Linked DNA regions of Homo sapiens: region 1 is linked to region 2. A link is an interaction called in ENCODE POLR2A ChIA-PET data of the cell type or tissue named here. Cell type or tissue: PC-9. All regions are shown on one strand. Links, peaks and the distances in the headings refer to the core of each region. The heading gives the core; the rest is flanking DNA. Region 1 overlaps LOC105376422 (a long non-coding RNA gene). Region 2 has its middle 25 kb from the start of SEPHS1.

Region 1 (11,697 bases), core at 1,457-9,456, 190 kb before region 2:
TTCATCTTTGCCATACAAAGAATGCTATGTTTCCGGCCTCATCTGAAAATCGTTGCACATTTACCTCAATAAATTCTGTAGCTGCATAAGAGTATCTAGATGCTGGATGATAGTGACATCTAAACTGTCCCAGGAGAGTCATGAATGCAGGCGGCATTTCAGAAAACATGTCAAGTTGTAACATAAAGGGTCTTTGTGCACAGTCCTGTCCTGACCTCCCCCAAATGGAGATACAGGATCCACTGAGAGGCCAGCACCCTTCTCCCTCAGCAGCAACTTGGTGAGGTTGAATGATGGCAAAATAGCTCTACTGATAACTCTTCCTGGGCCTCTTTACCATCATTCCGCAATTCTATAAGGTAGCAATATCACACCCGGAGCTGATGGAGACACGGCTTGGTCGAGTAACTTACCCACGATCACACAGCTATGAGCAGAACACCCAGAACTTCAAACCAGGTCTGTCCATGATTTTATCAACTAAGTTAATACTGCCTCAAGGTAGAGATGAAAAACAAGCAGTATTAAGGGGAAAAAACATGCCAGTTGTGGTAAGGGCTCGTTGATTTCAACAATGCTTAGGGCTTGCTGATTTTAACATTAGTTCCTATTGTAGCCCCCAGAGAAAGGGAAAATGAGTACAAAGTATGGGCACCTGGTGGCCGGGGAGGCAGCTGTGGCCCAGCTATGCTAGAAATCGACATAAATCCAATGCATAAGTTTCCAGTAAGTAGGTCTTCTTGGGCTGCCTGGAAAACAATGTTTTGCTATTTGTTTTTATTTTTTCATCAAGGGCCTCAACTGCCAAAGGCAGGTTTGGCTTGGCCCTTGATGAAAAAATAAAAACAAACAACATGACTTTCTCAAAATGGCTGTTTACCCTCCCTCAAGGTTCATTCCAGGACCTAGGATATATCAGGGCACCAATAAATTTATCAAAATGATCACTGAAATTAGAGGTAAAATTACTCTAAATAGGAAGTTAGAATCACAGAACCTTTAAAACTAATACAACCATATTATAGGAATTTAGCAAATGGAGAAAATAAAATCATACGTAATTCTATCACACAATTACTGTTACCACTTAATAAAATTAGGGCGCATATTTTATTTGCATGTGTATAGACTTTGTAATAATTGTGCACCTATTATTTTGCATCCTGTTTTTTCTTTTATTTAATCATATCACATCCACTTTCACATTTTGATTGACAGTCTTCATTGTGGCTTCTTTAGTTATGTAATATTTCATTAAGTGGACTATAACCAGAATTTATTTAAATCACTCCTGTGTTGCTGGATATTTAGGTCATTGCAAGCTTTTGCTATTATAAGTTATTCTGCAGTGAACATCTTTATGCAAATAGCATCTTATTTGCAATTTGCATGAAGTATTTTAGATTCATTACTTCTCATGTTCACTACTACCCTAGGCCAGGTCTTAAGCACGAAATGCCTCAATTAATGGATTAACATGTGAGACAGTGTACCCTGCGTCTTCTTTTTTTTTTTTTCTTCAAGATGGAGTCTTGCTCTGTCGCCCAGGCTGGAGTGCAGGGGCACGATCTCAGCTCACTGCAACCTCCACCTCCCAGTTTCAACGAATTCTCCTGCCTCAGCCTCCCGAGTAGCTGGGATTACAGGCATGCGCCATCACATTTGGCTTATTTTTTGTACTTTTAATAGAGATGAGTGTTCGCCACGTTGGCCAGGCTGGTCTCGAACTCCTAACTTCAAGTGGTCCACCTGCCTCGGCCTCCCAAAGTGCTGGGATTACAGGCGTGAGCCACTGCACCTGGCCCTGTTTCTGATTTGTCCCGCACAGCACTAGGAGATTAATCATCCCAAAATGCCACTTTCATCTTGTCACTTTTTTACTTAAGATATCCTTTATGCTTATCTCCCAATCTTCTGTGTGCTGTGATTTGATAACTATTCCCTAACCCTTGCAGACCAAAATGTGAAGCATGTTGGATCCCAGAAGCTCCCCATCAGGGACCAGGGAATGAACTGGAAACAGGGAGTCTGGAACCAACCCAGAAACAACATTGAGTCCCAGGATGCATGTCACAGTATCCACCAGAGCAAGAGAAACTTGGAAACAGTTCAAGTTGGATCCACCCAGGAGGTCTCTCTTGCTAAGTGAGGGCACAACTTCAACAGTCACTGAGTAATGGCAGCAACTTAGTCATGCAGAACCAGAATCAGAGTCCAAGAGAAGTCTATTCAAGTTGAAATAGAAGTAGAATGAATGGTATCAGACACTCTGGGGCACAGAAGCTGGCAAAAGCTACACAGAAAATCGCAATCTAGCCAAATGGGCCTAAGCTTGTGTCATGGCTCCAGAACTACCAGATTGCTAAAGCACAAACAAGGAACCAGGGCCGAAGCCTGGTTGTATAAGCTAGGGAAGGTCGCAGGCTGGAAGCCGCAAGCAGGCTCAGGTTGGAGGGAATCATCAATATTAAATGTCTGTCTTAGAGCCACAGACTAGGTCTACAGCTAGTGGGTCTGGGTTCTTAATCTGAGAAAAACCCAGAGTCTGCAAGAGACAGCCTGCTGAGGTAGGTGCCCACTATCTGTAGCAGGCAGAGACTGACATCCAGAATGACCCTCCAACCAAAAACAAAATAAATAAAACACATATCTTTTTGGTTGGAGCAATGACCATTCAACCAAAACCAAAATAAATAAAAACACATATCTATGTATATAGAATCAAATGCATATGTATGATACAGTCCACCAACCTGGTGGAATAAACTTTCGTTTTTAGCATTCCTTTCTTTTTGTTTGAAGACATTATTGTTAAAAGAAATATGGAGGTCCGGGTGCAGTGGCTCATGCCTGTAATCCCAGCACTTTGGGAGGCTGAGGTGGGCGAATCACCTGAGGTCAGGAGTTCGAGACCAGCCTGGCCAACATGGTGAAGCCCCATCTCAACTAAAAATACAAAAATTAGCTGGGAATGGTGGTGGGTGCCTGTAATCCCAGCTACTCAGGAGGCTGAGGCAGGAGAATTACTTGAACCCGGGAGGTGGAAGTTGCCGTGAGCCAAGATCACTCCACTGCATTCCAGCCCGGGCAACAAGAGCGAGACTCTGTCTCAAAAAAAAAAAAAAAAAAAAAAAGTAAAAGGTATATAGACCCTATCAACTTCACACAACAATACCTCAATGTTAATTATCTGCTTCTCTGTAAATTGAGGTTAGCTGAAAGCTGATTCAGGTTGAAGACAAGAAGGAGGCAAGAAGGATAGTAGAGCTAGTAGTAGACAATTAGCCATTGTATTAGTCAGGTTTCTCTGGGAACACACACACACACACACACACACAAACACACAGAGTCATGTGCAACATCATGGTGTTTCAGTCAACAGTGGACCACATACACAACAGTGGTCCCATAAGATTATAATGGAGCTGAAAATTTTCTATCACCAGATGACATTGTAGATGTCATAAGATCATGGAGCAATTACTATATTTTAAAAATAAACTTAGTGTAGCCTAAGGCTATGGGGCTTTTAAAGTCTGTGATAGTGTATAGTAACATTCTAGGCCTTCACATTCACCCACCACTCACTCACTGACTCACCCAGAGCAATTTCCAGTCCTGCAAGCACCATTCATGGTGTCTTATATAGTTATATCGTTTTTTATCTTTTATACCAGGTTTTTACTGTAGTTTTTATGTTTAGGTATGCTTAAGTACACAAATACCGTTGTGTTACAATTGCCTACAGTATTCAGTACAGTAAAATTCTGTACAGGTTTATCTCCTAGGAGCAATAGGCTATACCATCTAGTCTATGTATGTAATAGGCTATACTATCTTGGTATGTAAGTATATCTGTGATGTTTGCACAACCATGAAATGGCCTAATTACGCATTTTTCAGAATGTATCCCCATCATTAAGCAACACATGCATACACACACACTATGGAACAACTAGTTATGTCTATGGAATGCACTGAGTCTGTAGATCAAATTGGAAAGAAATGACAGCTTGACAATACTGAGTTTTCCTATCTTCATGCATGGAATATCTCTCCATTTATTTAGAGCTTCTTTGATTTCTTTCATCAGAGTTTTGTAGTTTTTCTTATAGATCTTACATATATTTTGTTAGATATATACCTAAGTATTTAACTTGTGAGTACTAGTGTAAATGGCTTTATGTATTTTATTTCAAATTCCATTTGTTCATTGCTGGTATATAAGAATGCAATTGACTTTTGCATATTAACCTTGTATCCTGCAACCTTACTATAATCACTTATTAGCCAGTTCTTGTTGATTCTTTGGTATTTCTATGTGGACAGTCATGTCATCTGCAAACAAAGACAGTTTTATTTCTCCCTTACCAACCTATACACTTTTTATGTCATTTTCTTGTCTTATTGCATTATCTAGGAGTTCCAGTACAATGTTGAATAGGAGTGGTGACAGCAGACGTCCTTGCCTTGTTCCTGATCTTAGTGGGAAAGCATCTAGTTTCTCACCATTAAGCATGATGCTAGCTCTAGGGATTTTTAAAATAGATATTCTTTATCAAGTTGAAGAAGTTCCCTTCTATTTCTAGTTGGTTGAAAGATTTTTCATAAATGAGTGTTGGATTTTGTCAAATTATTTTTCTGCATCTGCTGATAGGATCATGGGATTCTTCTTCAGCCTGCTAATGTGATAGATTACAGCGATCAGTTTTCAAATGTTGAACCAGCCTTGCAAACCTGAAACAAATCCCTCTTAGTCCTAGTGTATACTTTTTTATACATTGTTGAATTTGATTTGCTAATATTTTGTTGAGGAGGACTGGCATTTAAGCAGCAATAAAACGTATTATTTTATAACAATCCACATGGGTTTGTGCAAAACAATTTTTTGCATTCTCTGTATAGCAGAATGATTAAACAAGCATGTTCGTTAGGACTATGTATACAAGGATATAAAATAGTAGAGTTCTGTTTAAATGATATCTGACTGGGTGCAGTGGCTCACGCCTGTAATCCCAGCATTTTGGGAGGTCGAGGCAGGCAAATCACCTGAGGTCAAGAGTTCAAGACTAGCCTGGCCAACATGGTGAAACCCTGTCTCTACTAAAAATACAAAAAAATTAGCCGGGCGTGATGGGGCATGCCTGTAATCCCAGCTACTCGGGAGGCTGAGGCAGGAGAATTGCTTGAATCTGGGAGGTGGAGGTTGCAGTGAACCAAGACGGCGCCACTGCACTCACGCCTGGGCAACAAGAACGAAACTCCGGCTGGGCACGGTGGCTCACGCCTGTAATCCCAGCACTTTCGGAGGCCGAGGTGGGCGGATCACGAGGTCAAGAGATCGAGACCATCCCGGCTAACACGGTGAAACCCCGTCTCTACTAAAAATACAAAAAATTAGCCGGGTGTGGTGGCGGGCACTTGTAGTCCCAGCTACTTGGGAGGCTGAGGCAGGAAAATGGCATGAACCCAGGAGGCGGAGGTTGTGGTGAGCCGAGATCGCGCCGCTTCACTCCAGCCTGGGTGACAGAGCAAGACTCCGTCTCAAAAAAAAAAAAAAAAAAAAAGAACGAAACTCCATCTCGATAAATAAATAAAGATATATAAATATCTTTTGTATTTGTCCCCTCTCTCCAACTGCTGCTTTTTTTTCCAGTTATGATACCTTCCCTTTCACTTTCTACTTCTATGACTCACACAGTGATGTGATTTATGACAGCTCAGAGAGACTTCCAGTTTTTCATGGTAGATTAAACAGAAGCATTTTTATTTGCTCACTCCTGAAACCAAACAAAAATGATATTGAGTAATTAAAAAACACATAAACACAAAAAGAATGAATGGGGGGGAAATAACAGATAAAGATTATTAACAAAATAAAATAAATCAATAAAATAAAATTTAGAAAAGTGGAAAACAGATGATGGAGTGGTAACTTACTTAGCAGACAGGAGAAAGCCAAAAACCTACAGCTTTGTTAGCAAATTCTTTTGTGTATATTTCCTGCAGATGGATATTCTCCTGCACAGTCAAAACACTGCCATCAAAATCAGGAAGTTGACATTAATACGTTACTACTACTTAATCCTTTTACCCTATTTAAATTTCTAGTTGTCCCAATAATCTCTTTAATACAAGAGGAGCTAGTCCACAATTATACGTTGCATTTATTTGTCATATCTCTTTACTCTCCTTCCATCTGAAATCGTTCTTGACTCTTTCCTCGATTTTCATGAACTTGACAAGTCTGATGACTATAGAACAGTTATTTTGAGGAATATCCCACCATTTTGGTTTTTCCAGTGTTTTCTCATGACTAGATTTGGGTTGTGAATCATGGAAGTGATGCTGTGTTCCCATGGCATTCCATCAGGGGATTCTGATGTCTATTTGTCCCATTACCAGTGATATTGAGGTAGGAGGCAAAACTTGACTCCAGAGGCAGGGCTCAGATTCAGGACCAAATTGAGGACTAGCAAAAACAGGTTCCCAGGGGAAGCAGCTTTCCATAAGATACACCCATCCGTATGCCATATCAGTTTACCATTGCCATGGCAACACCTGGACATTACAAGGCCTTTCCATGGCAACGGCCTGATGACCTGGAAGTTACCACCCTCATCCTAGACATTTCTGCATAAACTGCCCCTTAATTTGTGTATAGTTAAAACAGGCATAAATATTAGTGCAGAACCACCTCCAAGCTGCTTCTCTTGGCACACTGCCTTTGGGGTAACCCTGCTTCACAAGGAGCTGCACCTTTCCTGCTGCTGTATGCTGCCAAGTTGCTGTTTAACACCACCTGCTAACCCTTGAATTCTTTCCCAGGCAAAGCCAAGAACCCTTCTGGGCTAAGCCTCAATGTTGGGGCTTGCCTGTTCTATGTTAGTATTATGTTTGGTCATTTGATTAAGAAGGTGTTGGCCATGATTCTCCACTGTAAGTGACTGTTTTTCCCTCTGGAATTAATACTAATATTAGTTTTTGAAGAGGTAAGGTAAACCTATGTAAATATCTGTTCCTCATCTAACTTACAATTTATTCACATTGGTATACATTTCTTTATACCAAATGTGGACTCATGGGTTCCTGTTTTATTTGATGAGTTATAATTTGTTACGATTACTTTTTTTTTTTTTTTCTTTGAGAAGGAGTCTCGCTCTGTGTCACCCAGGTTGGAGTGCAGTGGTGCAATCTCAGCTCACTGCAATCTCCGCCTCCCGGGTTGAAGCGATTCTCCTGCCTCAGTCTCCTGAGTAGCTGGGACTACAGGCACACGCCACCACAAGTGGCTAATTTTTGTATTTTTGGTAGAGACAGGGTTTCACCATATTGGCCAAGCTGATCTCGACCTCCTGGCCTCAAATGATCTGCCTGCCTTGGCCTCTCAAAGTGCTGGGATTACAGGCATGAGCCACCGTGCTTGGCTATAATTTGTTATGATTACTACTAATTTTGATGTTGTTTGTCTCAGATTTGACCAGCGGGGAGCCCATTCCAACTGGATTCTATGCCCTTTAACAGAGCCCCATCATTATTTTGGGGACTTCCTTATTTTTTTGCACAAAACTTTCCAGGCTCATTTTGTGCATCCCCTGTCCCGGTTTGCAAATTATTAATTTCATCAAAAAGCCTCGGATATTTTTGTTTGTTTGTTTTTGGTGGAGAATGGTTTTCAGAAATCAAGATTGGGTCTTTAGGTGTGCTCAATAATATTGAGGTGTTGACATGTTCAAGTCTTGTCAGTGGGCAGAACTAGAAATTACATGTATGCGTATGTATATATCTTTCTATAAAGCCATGAATTCACACCAATTCCAGCTATTGGTTCACTCTTGCTTTCTGCTTTCCATATTTGTAATTCCCTTCTCTGACAATGAGAAAGCTGGTCTCTACTATCATTAATATTCTTTTTTATTTATTTAGGCAGGGTCTTGCTCTGTTGCACAGGCTGGAGTGCAGTGACATGATAATGGCTCACTGCAGCCTCAACCTCCCAGGCTCGGCGATCCTCCCACCTCAGTCTCCCTAGTAGCTGAGACTCCAGGTGCACACCATCAGAGCTGGCTAATTTTTTATTTTTTTGTAGAGATAGGGTTTCACGATGTGGCCCAGGCAGGTCTCAAATTCCTGGGTTCAAGCAATCCCGTGACCTTGGCCTCCCGAAGTGCTGGGATTACAGGCATGAGCCACCACGCCTGGTCAATATACTTATTTATCTCCATATATGTAGCCAATGTCCAGTCACCATTGCTGCTGCCCTTCTCCACACCCTCTTCTCCATGTCCTCCTATTCTCATGTGGCCCTTACCCACATAACTGTAGCATTTATTTGAGTCTCTTAAATATTTCTCAAAACATTAAATAATTTTCAGCGTAAAGATCTTGAACATCTTTTAAAAAATATATTAGTAAATACTGTTGCATGCTTTTGTGGACACTAAATATCTGAGATTGGTCTCAGTCAATTTAGGAAGTTTATTTTGCCAAAGTTAAGGTCATGTGCATGTGACACAGCCCCAGAAGGTCCTGAGGACATGTATCCAAGGTGGTAAGCATAGCTTGGTTTTATACATTTTAGAAAGACATGACACATCAATCAACATATGTAAGATGAATATTGGTTCAGTCCAGAAAGGCGGGACAACTCAAAGCTGGGAGTGGGCTTCCAGGTCATAGGTAGATAAGAGATAAATGATTAACATCCTTTTGAGTTTCTGATTAGCCTTCCCAAGGGAGGCAATGAGATATGCGTTTATCTCAGTGAGCAGAGGGATGACTTTGAATAGAATGGGAGGTAGGTTTGCCCTAAGCAGTTCCCAGCTTGACTTTTCCCCTTAGCTTATGAAATTGGTTTTTATTTTCTAATTGTTTGCTGTTAGTACATAGACATGCAATTGATTTTTTCATACTGACTTTGTATCCTAAGACTTTGTACACTCATTCACTGATTCTAGTAGTTTCGCTGTTATTATTTATTGATTCCTTAGGAGTTTTACATTAACAATCACGTTGTCTGTGAATAGAAAGTTTTATTACTTTTTCTCCTATTTTTATGTCTTTTCTTTCTTTGTCTTGCATTATTGTGATGAACTTCCAACTGAATAGAAATGAAAAAATCAGAAATTCTTTCTTTGTCCTTTATTTTATTTTTTGAGACAGAGCCTTACTCTGTTGCCCAGGCTGGAGTGCAGTGGCATGATCTCAGCTCACTGCAACCTCTGCACCTGGCCAATATACTTATTTATTAACTCCTCCTGGGTTCAAGTGATTCTCCTGCCTCAGCCTCCTGAGTAGCTGGCAATACAGTCACCTGCCACCACGCTTGGCTTTTTTGTGTTTTTGGTAGAGACGGGGTTTCACCATGTTGCCCAGGCTGGTCTGGTCTTGAACTCCTGACCTCAAGTGATCCTCGGCCTCCCAAAGTGCTGGGATTACCGGCGTGAGCCACCACGCCCAGGCTTTTTTTATTTTAGAGATAGGGTCTCCCTTTATTGCCTAGCCTGGTCTTGAACTCCTGGCTTCAAGTGATCTTCCTGCCTCAGCCTCCCAAAATGCTGGGATTTCAGACACGAGCCACCATGCTCAGCCTGTGAAAATATTTTTCATAATAAATTCAATGTATTTAAAAAGGGTTGTTCCAATTTTTTATTTCATATTGTGCCAACTTAGATTTTACTTTTTAAGGAACTTGGCCATTTTATCTAAGTTGTTAATATATCAACCTAAGATAGTTCACACTATTTTCTTATCCTTCAATGCCAATAGGATCTGTAGTGATATCCATACGCTCTTTCATTCCTGACACTGAAAATGTATATTTTCTCCCTTTTTTTCTTAATAGGTCTTGCTAGAATTTTATCTATTTTATTACCCTTTTCAAATAATTCCTTCTGGCTTGCTTATAATTTTCTCTATAGATTGCTTCTGGATTTTTTTTTCCCATCGATATCTGCTTTTTACTCTTTCCTTCTTGCTTTGGGTTTAACTTGTCTTTTTGTAGGTTCTTAAACTGGAATCTTAAGATAATTTATGTTAAGCTTTTCTTGCTGTCTCATATTAGCATTTAAAGATGTAAATACAACCCACAAATTTTTTATGTTGTATTTTCACTAACTTTGTAATATTTTCTCATTTCCCTTATGATTTATTTTTTGCCTCATGTGTTACTTAAAAGTGTGTTGCTTAATTTTCAAATATTTGGGAACTTCCTAGCTATCTTACTGTTACTGATTTCTAATTGAATTCTGTTGTGGTCAGAAAACATACTCTTTCAGAATCCAATATTTATCAACAATTTATTGAGACTTGTTTGATGACCCAGCATTTAGTCCATCTAAGTGAACATTCTATTTGCACTTGGAAGGAATGTGAATTTTCCACTTGGGCTTAGTGTTCCAAAGTTGTCATTTAGGTCAAAGTGATTAATGGTATGGTTTAGATCTTCTATAGCCTTATGGATTTTGTCTCCTAGTTCTATCAATTACTGAGAGAGATATGTTAAAATCTCCAGCAATGATTGTGGATTTGTCTATTTTTTTATTGCTATAATCCTGACAGTTTGTATTTCATGTATTCTGAAGCTCGGTTATTTAGCATACAGTCATTCGTAATTGTTTGGTCCTCCTGATGTATTTACACTCTTGTCATTATGAAATGTCTCTTTTCTTCTCTGCTAACGCTCCTTTTCTTGAATTCTATTTTGTTTGACATAAATACAGCCACTCCAGATTTTTTGTGCTGATTGATTTCATGGTATATCTTTTTCCATCCTTTGACTTTCTTTTTTTTAAATTAATTAATTTATGTATTTATTTTTTTGAGACAGAATCTCACCCTGTTACCCAGGCTGGAGTACAGTGGCATGATCTCGGCTCACTGCAACCTCTGCCTCCTAGGTTCAAGCGATTCTCCTGCCTCAGCCTCCCAAGTAGCTGAGACTACAGGCGCATGCCACCACGCCCAGCTAATTTTTGTATTTTTAGTAGAAACGGGGTTTCTCCATGTTGGCCAGGCTGGTCTCAAACCCCTGACCTCAGGTGATCCACCTGCCTTGGCCTCCCAAAGTGCTGGGATTACAGGTGTGAGCAACTGTGCCTGGCCCATCCTTTGACTTTCAACCTATTGGTGTCTTTGTACCTAAAGTGTGAAAGTGTGCCTCTTGCAGACAGAGTTAAGTCACACTTTTTCAGCTGGTCTGATAATTTCTGCCTTTTAACTGGAGTTTTTTCATCCATGTACATTTAATGTAATTTTTATAGGGTTGGATTTAGGTGTACATTTTGCTATTTGCCTTCTATTTTTCCAGGTTTTATTCCTCTCTTCCTCCTTTCTTGCCTTCTTTTGGATTTTTCAAATATTTTGTAGTATTCCATTTTTATTTTTCTGTTGACTTTTTTGCTATGTCTTTTACATTTTTTAGCAGTTGTTTTAAGGATTTCAATATACATCTCTAATTTGTCACAATCATACTACTTCACATAAAATATAGGAACCTTATAATACTCTAGTTTTATTTACCACTCCCTCAGACTTTGTGAGATTTTTGTCATAGTACATCTACTTATGTTACAAACCCCATAATACGGTGTTATTATTTTCCATTAAACAATCCCATGATTTTTTAAAGAAATTCAGAAAACCAAAATATATATCCTTTTCTATTTACCCAAATATTTACCATTTCCTGTGTCCTTA
Region 2 (11,697 bases), core at 3,463-11,462:
CGTTTGTTTATCCATTTGTCACCTGATGGATATTTGTGTCGTTTCCATCTTTTAGCTGTTGTGAATAATGCTGCTGGGAACATTCGTGTACATATATGTGTGGACATACATGTGAAATATATGTGTGGACATATATTTCGTTTCTCCTGGTTGTATCCTTAGGAGTGGAATTTCTGGTTCACATGGTAATGCTATTTTTAATCTTTTGAGGAACTGTCAAACTATTTTCCAAACTGGTTACATCATTTACATCCACCACAACAACATATGAGGATTCTAATTTCTTTGTGTCTTCACCAGCACTTGCTTTTGTCTGTCTTTCTGATTCTAGTCATCCTAGTGGGTATGAAGTGGTATCTTAGTGGGGCTTTGATTGTCATTTCTCTAATGACTAACGATGTTGAACATCTTTTCATGCATTTATTGACCATTGTATCTTTTTTTTTTTTTTCTGAGACGGAGTCTTGCTCTGTCCCCCAGGCTGGAGTGCAGTGGCACAATCTGTACTCACTGCAAGCTCTGCCTCCCAGGTTCAAGCAATTCTCCCACCTCAGCCTCCTGAGTAGCTGGGATTACAGATGCATGCCACCACACCCAGCTAATTTTTGTATTTTTTAGTAAAGACAGGGTTTCGTCATGTTGTCCAGGCTGGTCTCGAACTCCTGACCTCAGGTGATCCACCTGCCTTGGCCTCCCAAAGTGCTGGGATTACAGGCGTGAGCCACTGCTCCTGGCCACCTCCTAATACTTTTAAAGTCAAATTAAAGCTAATTACTTACTATCCAGAAACGAACAAACCCAACATTTCTACCAGTCCCGCTGTGCATTATATAACCACTTCCTGACAGGAACAGAATGTTACACTAACAGGATTGACCTATTAGTCATTGTAGTTAAAGCGGACTTTAATTGGTCATATAATGTAAGTGCTTCCAATTTAACTCCACTCCCATGACATCATGAAATTTGGGTACTACAAAGGATTCTTGGCGAAAGAAAATAGAGATGAGCCAGGTGCAGTGGCTCACGCCTGTAATCCCAGCACTTTGGGAGGCAGAGGCCATTGGATCACTTGAGGCCAGAAGCCAACCTGGCCAACATGGTGAAACCCTGTCTCTACTAAAACTACAAAAAAAAATAGCCACGTGGTGGCACATGCACCTGTAGCCCCAGCTACTTGGGAGGCTGAGGCACGAGAATCACTTGAACCTGAGAGGCGGTGGTTGCAGTGAGCCAAGATCATGCCAGTGCACTCCAGCCTTGGTGACAGAGCAAGTATCTGTCTTAAAAAAAGAAAAGAAAAGAAAAGAAAGGGCCAGGCGTGGTGGTTCATGCCTGTAATCCCAGCACTTTGGGAGCCCAAGGTGGGCAGATCACTTGAGGCCATGAGTTCAAGACCAGCCTGGGCAACATGGTGAAACCCTATCTCTACTAAAAAATATAAAAATTAGTTAGGCATGGTGGTGGGCACCTGTAATCCTAGCTACTCGGTGGAGGGTGAGGCACAAGAATCGCTTGAACGAGGGAGGCAGAGGTTGCAGTGAGCCAAGATCGTGCCACTGCACTAAAGCCTGGGCAACAGAGCAAGACTCTGTCTCAAAAAAAAAAAAGAAAAGAAAAAAAAGTCAAGCCGGGCACGGTGGCTCACACCTGTAATCCCAGCACTTTGGGAGGCTGAGGCGGGTGGATCATTTGAGGTCAGGAGTTCAAGACCAGCCTGGCCAACATGGTGAAACCCCATCTCTACTAAAAATACAAAAATTACCAAGGCGTGGTGGCACATGCTTGTAGTCCCAGCTACCAGGGAGGCTGAGGCAGGAGAATTGCTTGAACCCAGGTGGTAGAGGTTGCAGTGAGCCGAAATCGTGCCACCACATTCCAGCCTGGGTGACAGAGCAAGACTCCATCCCAAACAAAAAAAAAAGAAAAGAAAAGAAAAGAAAAAAAAAAGTTGTTTCAGGCACCAAAAACCAGAAAGTGGACTTTTGAAAGGTTGCAAACAACAAAATATGTACATGCTTTTCTTGCAGCTAAGAAAGGGAAAAGATAAGAGAAATCCTGGCTTCAAGAAGAAAGGCTTAGTCGTCAAAAAGTTATTGAAAGTACGTAGTTCTTACTCAATTGCCTGGGCCTGCACACTAGTCCCAAGATGATCCCCCATAAGCTGCGCATGTTTGCGTGAAACAGGTTCCTCTAAGCCTGGCAGAAGTTTGCTGCCTTCCAAAAGCAGCTATCGGATAGCTGTTTGGTTATGTCGCACTGCCAGCTTGGGAAGGGAACTTGGGAATTTAATACTCACAGAGCATCCCCAGGAGAAAGACCAGCTCAGATCAGGTGACTTCGAACCTGGCTGGAATAATTACACACCTTCACTTCATAACAAAAAGAGATACCCGTTCAGTAACCTTAGAGGGGGATTTGACGTTTAAATTGTTAACAGACTTTGGATCAGAGAAATATTTGACAGGGAAAAGCAAACATTCTTCAGATGAGCTTTATGGTGGGTTGGAAGTTCTGAAAAAGCTCACGGTTTGATGAAAGCCATGCCATCCTCCCTCCTACACACCTGGAGGGAGCAATCATCTGCACTGGTGAGAGAAAGGTCTCTTGACTTAGGATCGTGGCTCATGGTACAATTATGCAGCGCTGACAAAAAAAAAAAAAAACAGGGATTAATATGGGGGATCGTAAAATGCTTTTACAGAGGTGTGTAAGAAGAAATATTTCAGAGCAGGTTAAGAGGGGACCAGGTATTTCAAGCCTGTTTAATAAGAGCTACAGGCAGAGCATCCAGGCTGCTTCTGTCTGGGGGAGGAAAGCTAGCCCAAAGATGAAATAAAGATAGGGGAGCCGAGACGAGGAGTGCCTAGAATGTCAGCATGAAGACACAGTGACAAGTTTGGAAACCAGTGAATTAGAATGGGGCAGGGAGCTAAAATTATCTCTCGCTAAAGAGTCTGAGAAGTTGTTACTGTTAACATACATCATTTGCAGGCTTGGCACAGTAGCTCATGCCAGTAATGCCAGCACTTTGGGAGGCCAAGGTGGGAGGATTGCTTGAGCCTAGGAGTTTGAGATCAGCCTGGACAACATAGCAAGACCCTATCTCTACAAAAAATGTTAAAAATTAGCCAGGTGTGGTGGTTCACACCTATAGTCCCAGCTACTCAGAAGGCTGACGTGGGAGGGTCACTTGAGCCCAGGAGGTCAAGGTTGCAGTGAGCTATGATCATACCACTGCCCTCCAGCTTGGGAAACAGAGCAAGACCCAGTCTCTTAAAAAACAAACAAAAAACAAAAACAACAACAAAAACAAAAACTCTATATACACACATGTACATATAGACACACATCATTTGCAGTTGAAAAAAAAAATGGCTAAACTCTCCACAGCCTCATCCTATAAACACACAGCGGCAACAACTCAACTAGAATTCAAAGCAACAAATAAACACAAGACCAAACCACCTCCTGGCCTAGACCGCAAGTGTCTCTCCTGATCCCTGCCTGGAGTATTAAGAGAAATGCTGGGAACAGTCATTAACTCAGTGAGCTTTCATTTTTGCATAATAGAGCCCCCCCACCTTTTTTTTTTTTTTGAGATGGAGTCTTGCTCTGTCACCCAGGCTGGAGTGCAGTGGCACGATCTTGGCTCACTGCAACCTCCACCTCCCGGGTTCAAGCAATTCTCCTGCCTCAGCCTCCCGACTAGCTGGGACTACAGATGAGTGCCACCACGCCCAGCTAATTTTTGTATTTTTAGTAGAGACAGGGTTTCACCATGTTGGCCAGGATGGTCTCGATCTCTTGACCTTGTGATCTGCCCACCTCGGCCTCCCAAAGTGCTGGGATTACAGGCGTGAGCCACTGTGCCCAGCAACAGAGTCCATTTTAATCTAACCTAACTGTGCTGTCAGCTAAGCCTTTTCCTGGACAGGCTGTCTTCTAACATCTCGGCCTTTATATTAACCCAATTGTATCCTCTGCTCATTTCCATTATTTTCCCTGTAACTTCGTGATGACTTCTCAGGTTCTATTTGGGGTTTCCTTGCAGTATTTAATCTCTGAGCCTACACCATCCAATACAGCAGCCATTAGGCACATATAGGTACTGAGCACTTGAGATGAGCTCTTAGGTGTAAAATTTGCATCGTATTTAAAAGACCTAATAAGACATTTTTAACCATTTAAAAAATGTTACTTACACATTGAAATGAGACTATTTGGAGTGTATTGGGTTAAATAACATGTATTATTAAAACTAATTTCATCTGTTTCTTTTTACTTTTTCAATGTGGCTATTAGAACATTTTATTTTAATACTGTAAGTATTTCTTAAATTTCAACTCTTTAATTTTTTTATTTTTTTGAGATGGAGTCTCGCTCTCTTGCCAAAGTTGGAGTGCAATGGTGCGATCTCAGCTCACTGCAACCTCTACCTCCCGGGTTCAAGCAATTCTCCTGCCTCAGCCTCCCGAGTAGCTGGGATTACAGGTACCTGCCACCATGACTGGGTAATTTTTATATTTTTAATAGAGACACAGTTTCACCATACTGGCCAGGCTGGCCTCGAACTCCTGGCTTCAAGTGATCCGCCCACCTTGGCCTCCCAAAGCGCTGGGATTACAGGCATGAGCCACCACGCCCTGCCCAAGACTTTTTATTTCATTTTTTTCAATATTTTTCTTTTAGAAACTGGCCTCGCTCTGTCACCCAGGCTGCCAGGCTGGAGTGCAGTGGCACCACCATAGCTCACTATAGCCTCGACTTCCTGCGCTCAAGCCATCCTCCCAGGTCAGCCTCCTGAGCAGTTAGGATCCCAGGCACACACTGCATGCCTGGCTAAGTTTAAAATTTTTTCTGTAGAGATGAGGTCTTGCTATGTTGCCCAGGCTGGTCTTGAACTCTGGCCTCAAGGGATCCTCCCACCCTGGCCTCCTGAAATGCTGGGATTAAAGGCATGAGCCACTGAGCCTGGCAGTTTTTTCATTTCCACATTATTGTCTTAGTACTCTGAAACTGGTAAAAATGATTACTCTTTTCACTGTATTACCACTGTCATTGGTCTAGTGCAAACACTGTACATTGCTATTTGTAGTGGCTGGAATATTATTAATATACCTGGTATGTTTGCAAGTCTCTTCGCTTCCCAGTGGCAGCAGAACATAGTGGAGAAGCATGCTAGCGCCTCCATCCAGCTGTGTGACCTCAAAGAGGTGGTCCAACCTCTCTGATCTTCCTAATACCTACAAAATTGTACTGATCATTATAGAATCAGCTTGGTAAGTTTGTTGGTGAGTGTAAAACAAGTGTCTGGAGCATAGTGGATGCTCAATAAACATTTGACATAGTATTGGCAGCTGGGTGTTTGGTTCCCAATCAAGAATATGACTTGGGGGTATTGGATTAGATACCTTTCAAATCTCAATTTCTATGATTCTCTGGGATACAATGAAATGATAAAATGTACTTTCATTTTGGTTTTGCTAAAACCACTTGCACAGTGGACAGCTGCATGAAGGATGCTTCTGCCGGTCTTCATCATGTTACAGCTATCAGAACAATGAGGGGCTTCTTTGCAGAGCCTCCATTGATTTGTTTCAATAAATTAACTTCTAGGCCAAGCACAGTGGCTCACGCCTGTAATCTCAGCACTTTGGGAGGCCGAGGAGGGCAGATCACAAGGTCAGGAGTTCGAGACCAGCCTGGCCAAGAGACCAATCTGGCCAATATGATGAAATCCCGTCTCTACTAAAAATACAAAAATTAGCTGGGCGTGGCGGCAGGTGCCTGTAATCCCAGCTGCTTGGGAGGCTGAGGCAGGAGAATTGCTTGAACCCGGGAGGCAGAGGTTGTAGTGAGCCAAGATCGCGCCATTGTACTCCAGCCTAGGTGACAGAGTGAGACTCTGACACACATACAAAAAATTAACTTCTTTGGGAAGCATACTTCTGGGTAGACATCCACTAAATGGGACTCGAAGCAGATCAAGGAAATTAATGGACATGATTTTGTTTTGCAACCCCATAAAGGAGAATAAATAGATAACCAGATATTATGTGAAAAATGCTTCTGTGGTCAAATGTGTTTCCAAACCTTGCCTGCCTACTATGACCTCCTCTTAGAGATGCACAACACACTTCCTGCTTATTAATAGCTCAGAGCAGCTTTGTCCAATAGAAATATAATCTCTGTCCAATAGAAATATAATGTGAGCCACAGCTGAATGTAACATTTTTGACGTGGGATCATCTAGGTACCCATCAACAGTGGATTGAATAAAGAAAATGTGGTGTATATACACCGTGGAATACTATACAGCCATAAAAAAGAACAAGCTCCCGTCCTTTGCAGCAACAAAGTCGCATCTGGAGGCCATTATCCTAAGCGAATTAACACAGAAACAGAAAATCAAATACTGCATGTTCTCACTTATAAGTGGGAGCTGAACTTTGGGTACACATGGACATAAAGATGGGAACAGTAGACACTAAGGACTCCAAAAGGGGGAAAGGAGGGAGGAGGCAAGGAGATAAGGGCTGAAAACCCACCTGTTGGGTGATATGCTCAGTACCTGGGTGATAGGATCAATCGTACCCCAAACCTCAGGATCATGGAAATATACTAAACCTGAACATATACATCCTGAATCGAAAATAAAAGTTGGAGACAGAGTTGAGACTCTGTCTCAAAATAAATTTATTTATCTATTTAAAAAAATAAAAAGTGTTGAGCTTTTCTGATCCTAGGGCCAGAGAGCAGCAGGGAGAATAGTGTTATATTCAGCTGTGGTTTCTGCAGTGATGCCTGGCGCCCCCACAGCATTTAATATTTTGAGAGTGTTTAGCTCTGTTAATTCCTGCCTTTTGCAGGATATAGAGAAAGAAACAGAAGCACAGAGCTGATGAGCTGCTCCTCCTCCCCTGGGCCAGAGCACAGACTCCAGCAACAGGATCCTGACTCAGAGCATTAGGTTATGCTGCCTCCTACCGGCCATAGTGGGGATCTGCACAAAACCCACAGGTCTCATCTGGATTAATACACAGACTTTTTTAAAGAGCGGGGAGGGGAATCTCGTCTAAATATGTCTGCAGTCTCCAGATTGAGAAATGCCATTCTAAATCAATCAAGTGACAAAGTTCACATATCAACCAAGCCTCAAATTCTAAGAGGTGCTTTTCATGGGAGACCTTGCAAGGCAGGGTGTTTTCTTTGTTCTCAGGATTATCCACTTTGTGTATATTTTCCACAATAAACCTCACAGTCATGGTGACCTTTTGCCAGTCACCTGTCTACTTGGCTTTCGAAGCTGTTTATAACTCCATTCTTACAGAAACATACTTTTCCCCCAGGTTCTGTGAAACTGTACTTATTTCTCTCCTTCACCTTATATAAGTTTCTGTCTTTTCCCATCTAGAACAGGGGAGGATATCATTGCTGTGTCTCAACACTCTGTCCTTTACACTTCTTTTTTTTGTTGTATTTTTTTTTAGACAGGGTCTTGCTCTGTCACCTAGGCTGCAGTGTAGTAGCACAGTCATACCTCACTGCAACCTTGATCTCCTGGGATCAAGTGATTCTCCCATCTCAGCCTTCTGACTGCTGGGACTATCGGTGCACACCAAAATGTCCAGCTAATTTTTAAATTTTTTTGTAGAGATGTGGTTTTTCTGTGTTGCCCAGGTGGGTCTCGAAATCCTGGACTCAAGTGATTCCCCACCTCAGCCTCCCGAAGTGTTGGTATGATAGGCATGAGCCATCAGGCCTGGTCTTAAAATACTTTCTTTTTTTTTTTTTTTTTAAATAATGATGGGGTCTTCCTGTGTTGCCCAGGTTGGTCATGAACTCCTGAGCTCAAGCAATGCTCCCAACTCAGCCTCCCAAACTGCTGGGATTAGAGGCATGGGTGCCCAGCCTTTCTTAGTTTTTTAAAACAAATAAAATGTGTGCTGGGCGAAGTGGTTCACGCCTGTAACCCCAGCATTTTGGGAGATCGACACGGGCAAATCACCTGAGGTCAGGAGTTCAAGCAGCCTGGCCAACATGGCGAAACCTCGTCTCTACTAAAAAGACAAAAATTAGCCAGGCATGGTGGTAGGCGTCTGTGGTCCCAGCTACTCGGGAGGCTGAGGCTGGAGGATCGCTTGAATCCAGGAGAGAGAGGTTGCGGTGAGCCGAGATCGCGCCACTGCACTCCAGCCTGGGCGACAGAGTGAGACTCTATCTTAAGTAAATAAATAAATAAATAAATATAAATAAAATGTTATGAAGTTCAAGCATAACCTCTACTTCTGGCTTTTCTCCCTCCCTCCCAAAAGTCAGAATATCATGCATTTTATGTGAGTCCTTCTCATTCTGGTCATAGATAAACACATTCAGTAAGTATGTAGTAGTATTATTATTTAGTGTTTTCAGATTTCACGAACGGCATCATATAATGCATTTTATCTTGCACTTGTTCTGTTCACTTAACACTATGCTTTTTAATTATAGTAAAATATACACAGCATAAAATTTACCATTTTAGGCCAGGCACAGTAGTTCACGCCTGTTATCCCAGCACTTTGGAAGGCTGAGGAGGGCAGATCACCTGAGGTCGGGAGTTCAAGACCAGCCTGGCCAACATGGAGAAACCCCGTCTCTACTAAAAATACAAAACTAGCCAGGCGTGGTGGTGCATGCCTGTAATCCCAGCTACTTGGGAGGCTGAGGCAGGAGAATCACTTCAACCTGGGAGGCAGAGGTTGCCGTGAGCTGAGATCACGCCACTGCACTCCAGCCTGGGCAACAAGAGTGAAACTCCGCCTCAAAAAAAAAAAATACCGTTTTAACCATGTTAAGCGTACAGTTCGGTAGCATTAAGTACATTCACACTATTGGGCTACCATCACCACCACCGATCTCCAGGACTTTTTCATTATCCTAAATTGAAACTCCAAACTTATTAAACAGCTTCCTTAACATCGTTTTAAGGTTCCTTTATGCTGATACATTTAGAGTTGCTTCATAATTTTGACTGCTATATAGTATTCTGTGATATGAATGTGCAACATTTATTTTTTCTACTCCTTTTTTTGTTTTTGTTTTTTGTTTTTTTGTTTTTTTGTTTTTGAGACAGACTTTCGTTCTTGTTGCCCAGGCTGGAGTGCAGTGCTGTGATCTTGGCTCACCGCAACCTCCGCCTCCCAGGTTCAAGCAATTCTCCTGCATCAGCCTCCCAAGTAGCTGGGATTACAGGTGCCCGCCACCACGCCCGGCTAATTTTGTATTTTTAGTAGAGACGGGGTTTCTCCATGTTGGTCAGGCTGGTCTTGAACTCCTGATCTCAAGTGATCCACCAGCCTTGGCCTCCCAAAGGGCTGGGATTTCAGGCGTGAGCCACCATGCCCGGCCTTCTACTCCTTTTTCAATGAACATTTATTTCCGATTATTTGCTATTACAAACATCTTCGTATGCAACTCTGTGCACGAACATCCACCTAGAAGCGGCACTAATGAATCAGAGGATATATGTGTCTTCACCTCTACTAGAAAGTATCCAATTGCCCTCCAAAACAGCTTTACTGATGTACAGTCCTGCCCTGAGCATAAGAGACCTCTGATTTCCCCATGTTCCTCACAATATGTGATCAAGACTCACTGGACTTAATTTTTGCCAGTGCAGTGGCTGTAAAGTGATATCTAGCTTTAATTTGCATTCTCCTGATTACTGGTGAGGTTGAGCATCTTTTCGTGTATTTATTTATTTATTTAGAGACAGAGTTTCACTCTTGTTGACCAGGCTGAAGTCCAATGGCACAATCTCGGCTCACTGCAACCTCTGCCTCCGGGGTTCAAGCTATTCTCCTGCCTCAGCCTCCCAAGTAAGTGGGATTATAGGCGTGTGCCACCACACCTGGCTAATTTTGTATTTTTAGTAGAGACAGGGTTTTTCCATGTTGGTCAGGCTAGTCTTGAACTCCCAGCCTCAGGTGATCCACCCCGCTCTGTCTCCCAGTGTGCTGGGATTACAGGCGTGAGCCACCGTGCTCTGCCTCATGTATTTATTCGCAACTTAGATGGCTTCTTTTGTGAATTCCCTGTTCATAACTTTGTTATTTTTTGATTGGATATATTTTTATTGATTTTTAGTTCTTTACATATTCTAGAAAGTGTTCCTCCTTTGTTGATTATATGCAGTGTGACTATCTACTCTCATTCTGTGGCTTGTCTTTTTTTTTTTTTTTCGAGACAGGGCCTTGCTCTGTCACCCAAGCTGGAGTGCAGTGGTACAATCTTGGCTCACTGCAGCCTTGGCTTTCAGGCTTCAGTAATACTCCCATTTCAACCTCCCCAATAGCTGGAACTACAGGCGTGCACTACCATGTCTGGGTAACTTTTCTGTCATTTTTTGTAGAGATGGGGTTTCACCATGTTTGCCAGGCCAACCTCGAACTCCTGAGCTCAAACGATCAGCCCACATTGGCCTCCTAAAGTGCTCAGATTACAGACTTCAGCCACGGTGCCTGGTCTGGCTTGTCTTTTAATGTGGTTTAAGTACCTCTTTATTACACAAAAAGTGTAAGCTTTAATAGAGTCAAGTTTATCAAAATTTTTCCTTCTGATTTGTGCTTTTTGTATCTTAAGAAATCTTTCACAGGCCTAGTGCGGCGGCTCAAGCCTGTAATCCCAGCACTTTGGGAGGCTGAGGCAGGCCGATCACCTGAAGTCAGGAGTTTGAGACCAGCCTGACCAACATGGTGAAACCCCGTCTCCACTAAATTTCCAAAAATTAGCTGGGTGTAGTGGTGCATGTCTGTAATCCTAGCTACTCAGGAGGCAAAGGCAGGAGAATCGCTTGAACCTGGGAGGCAGAATTTGCAAGTGAGCCGAGATCTTGCCACTGCACTCTTTTTGAGACTCTGTCTCAAAAAAAACAAGAAAAGAAAAAATTCTTCTCCCTCTGAAGTCAAAGTCTCATATTTTTGAAATGCAAAGGTGTACTTTTATTATAAGACTCCTAATTGTCTTGTAAACAGCATAATTATATTGCACTGATTTGCATGTGTGTGTATGAAAAGCATTAAATTATTAGACATATACGCTTTAACTATACCGCTTATGTTTGTAATCGTTGGCAGTTTTAATTTTTTTTAATTAAAAAGAGAGGAGGACCACTTGAGGCCAGGAGTTTGAGACCAGCCTAAGCAACACAGAGAGACCCTGTCTCTATTAAGAAAAATAAAAATAATTTAGCTAGGTAAGGTGGTGTGCACCTGTAGTCCCAGCTCCTCAGGAGGCTGAGACAGGACCACTTGAGCGAAGGAAGGAGTTTGAGATAAAAATGGGTTATGATTACACCACTGTACCCAGCCTGTGCAACAGAACAAGACCCTTTCTCTAAAAATAATTAATTGATTAATTAAAGCACAAAATCTCAAAAAAAACTGGAAGAGATGCTGGTTGTTCTTGACGTCTTTGAGTCTCTGGCATTCACCTTTCACATTTCTTTTTTTTTTTTTTCTTTTTTGAGATGGAGTCTCACTCTGTCGCCCATGCTGGAGTGCAGTGCTGCAATCTCAGCTCACTGCAACCTCCACCTCCAGGGTTCAAGCGATTCTCCTGCCTCAGCCTCCTGAGTAGCTGGAATTACAGGAGCGTGCCACCACGCCCAGCTAATTTTTGTATTTTTAGTAGACACATGGTTTCACCATGTTG

The links. ChIA-PET counts read pairs that join two places held together with the same protein. Peaks named below come from ENCODE experiments on the same cell type or tissue, not always from the same donor. Only the 100,000 strongest peaks of a DNase experiment are listed, where the experiment ranks them.
Region 1: POLR2A ChIA-PET joins it to region 2 with 27 read pairs; 2 of 35 experiments call an interaction of 5 or more read pairs at or near these places.

Annotation. Positions count from the first base shown.
Region 1 is chr10:13,551,182-13,562,878 of GRCh38, reverse strand. It overlaps LOC105376422 (a long non-coding RNA gene), which reads right to left. Exons shown (of 3, transcript XR_930675.1): 2 at 11,681-11,697; 3 at 5,709-5,780. Among named protein-coding and RNA genes, the nearest start is that of BEND7, 28 kb to the right of the region's middle. In PC-9, for the core only: no CTCF peak of the experiment used is centred there; a DNase peak (open chromatin) is centred at 5,718; H3K27me3 peaks cover 3,083 bases.
Region 2 is chr10:13,367,358-13,379,054 of GRCh38, reverse strand. No RefSeq gene overlaps it. Among named protein-coding and RNA genes, the nearest start is that of SEPHS1, 25 kb to the right of the region's middle. In PC-9, for the core only: a CTCF peak has its summit at 6,980 (motif pointing left); no DNase peak of the experiment used is centred there.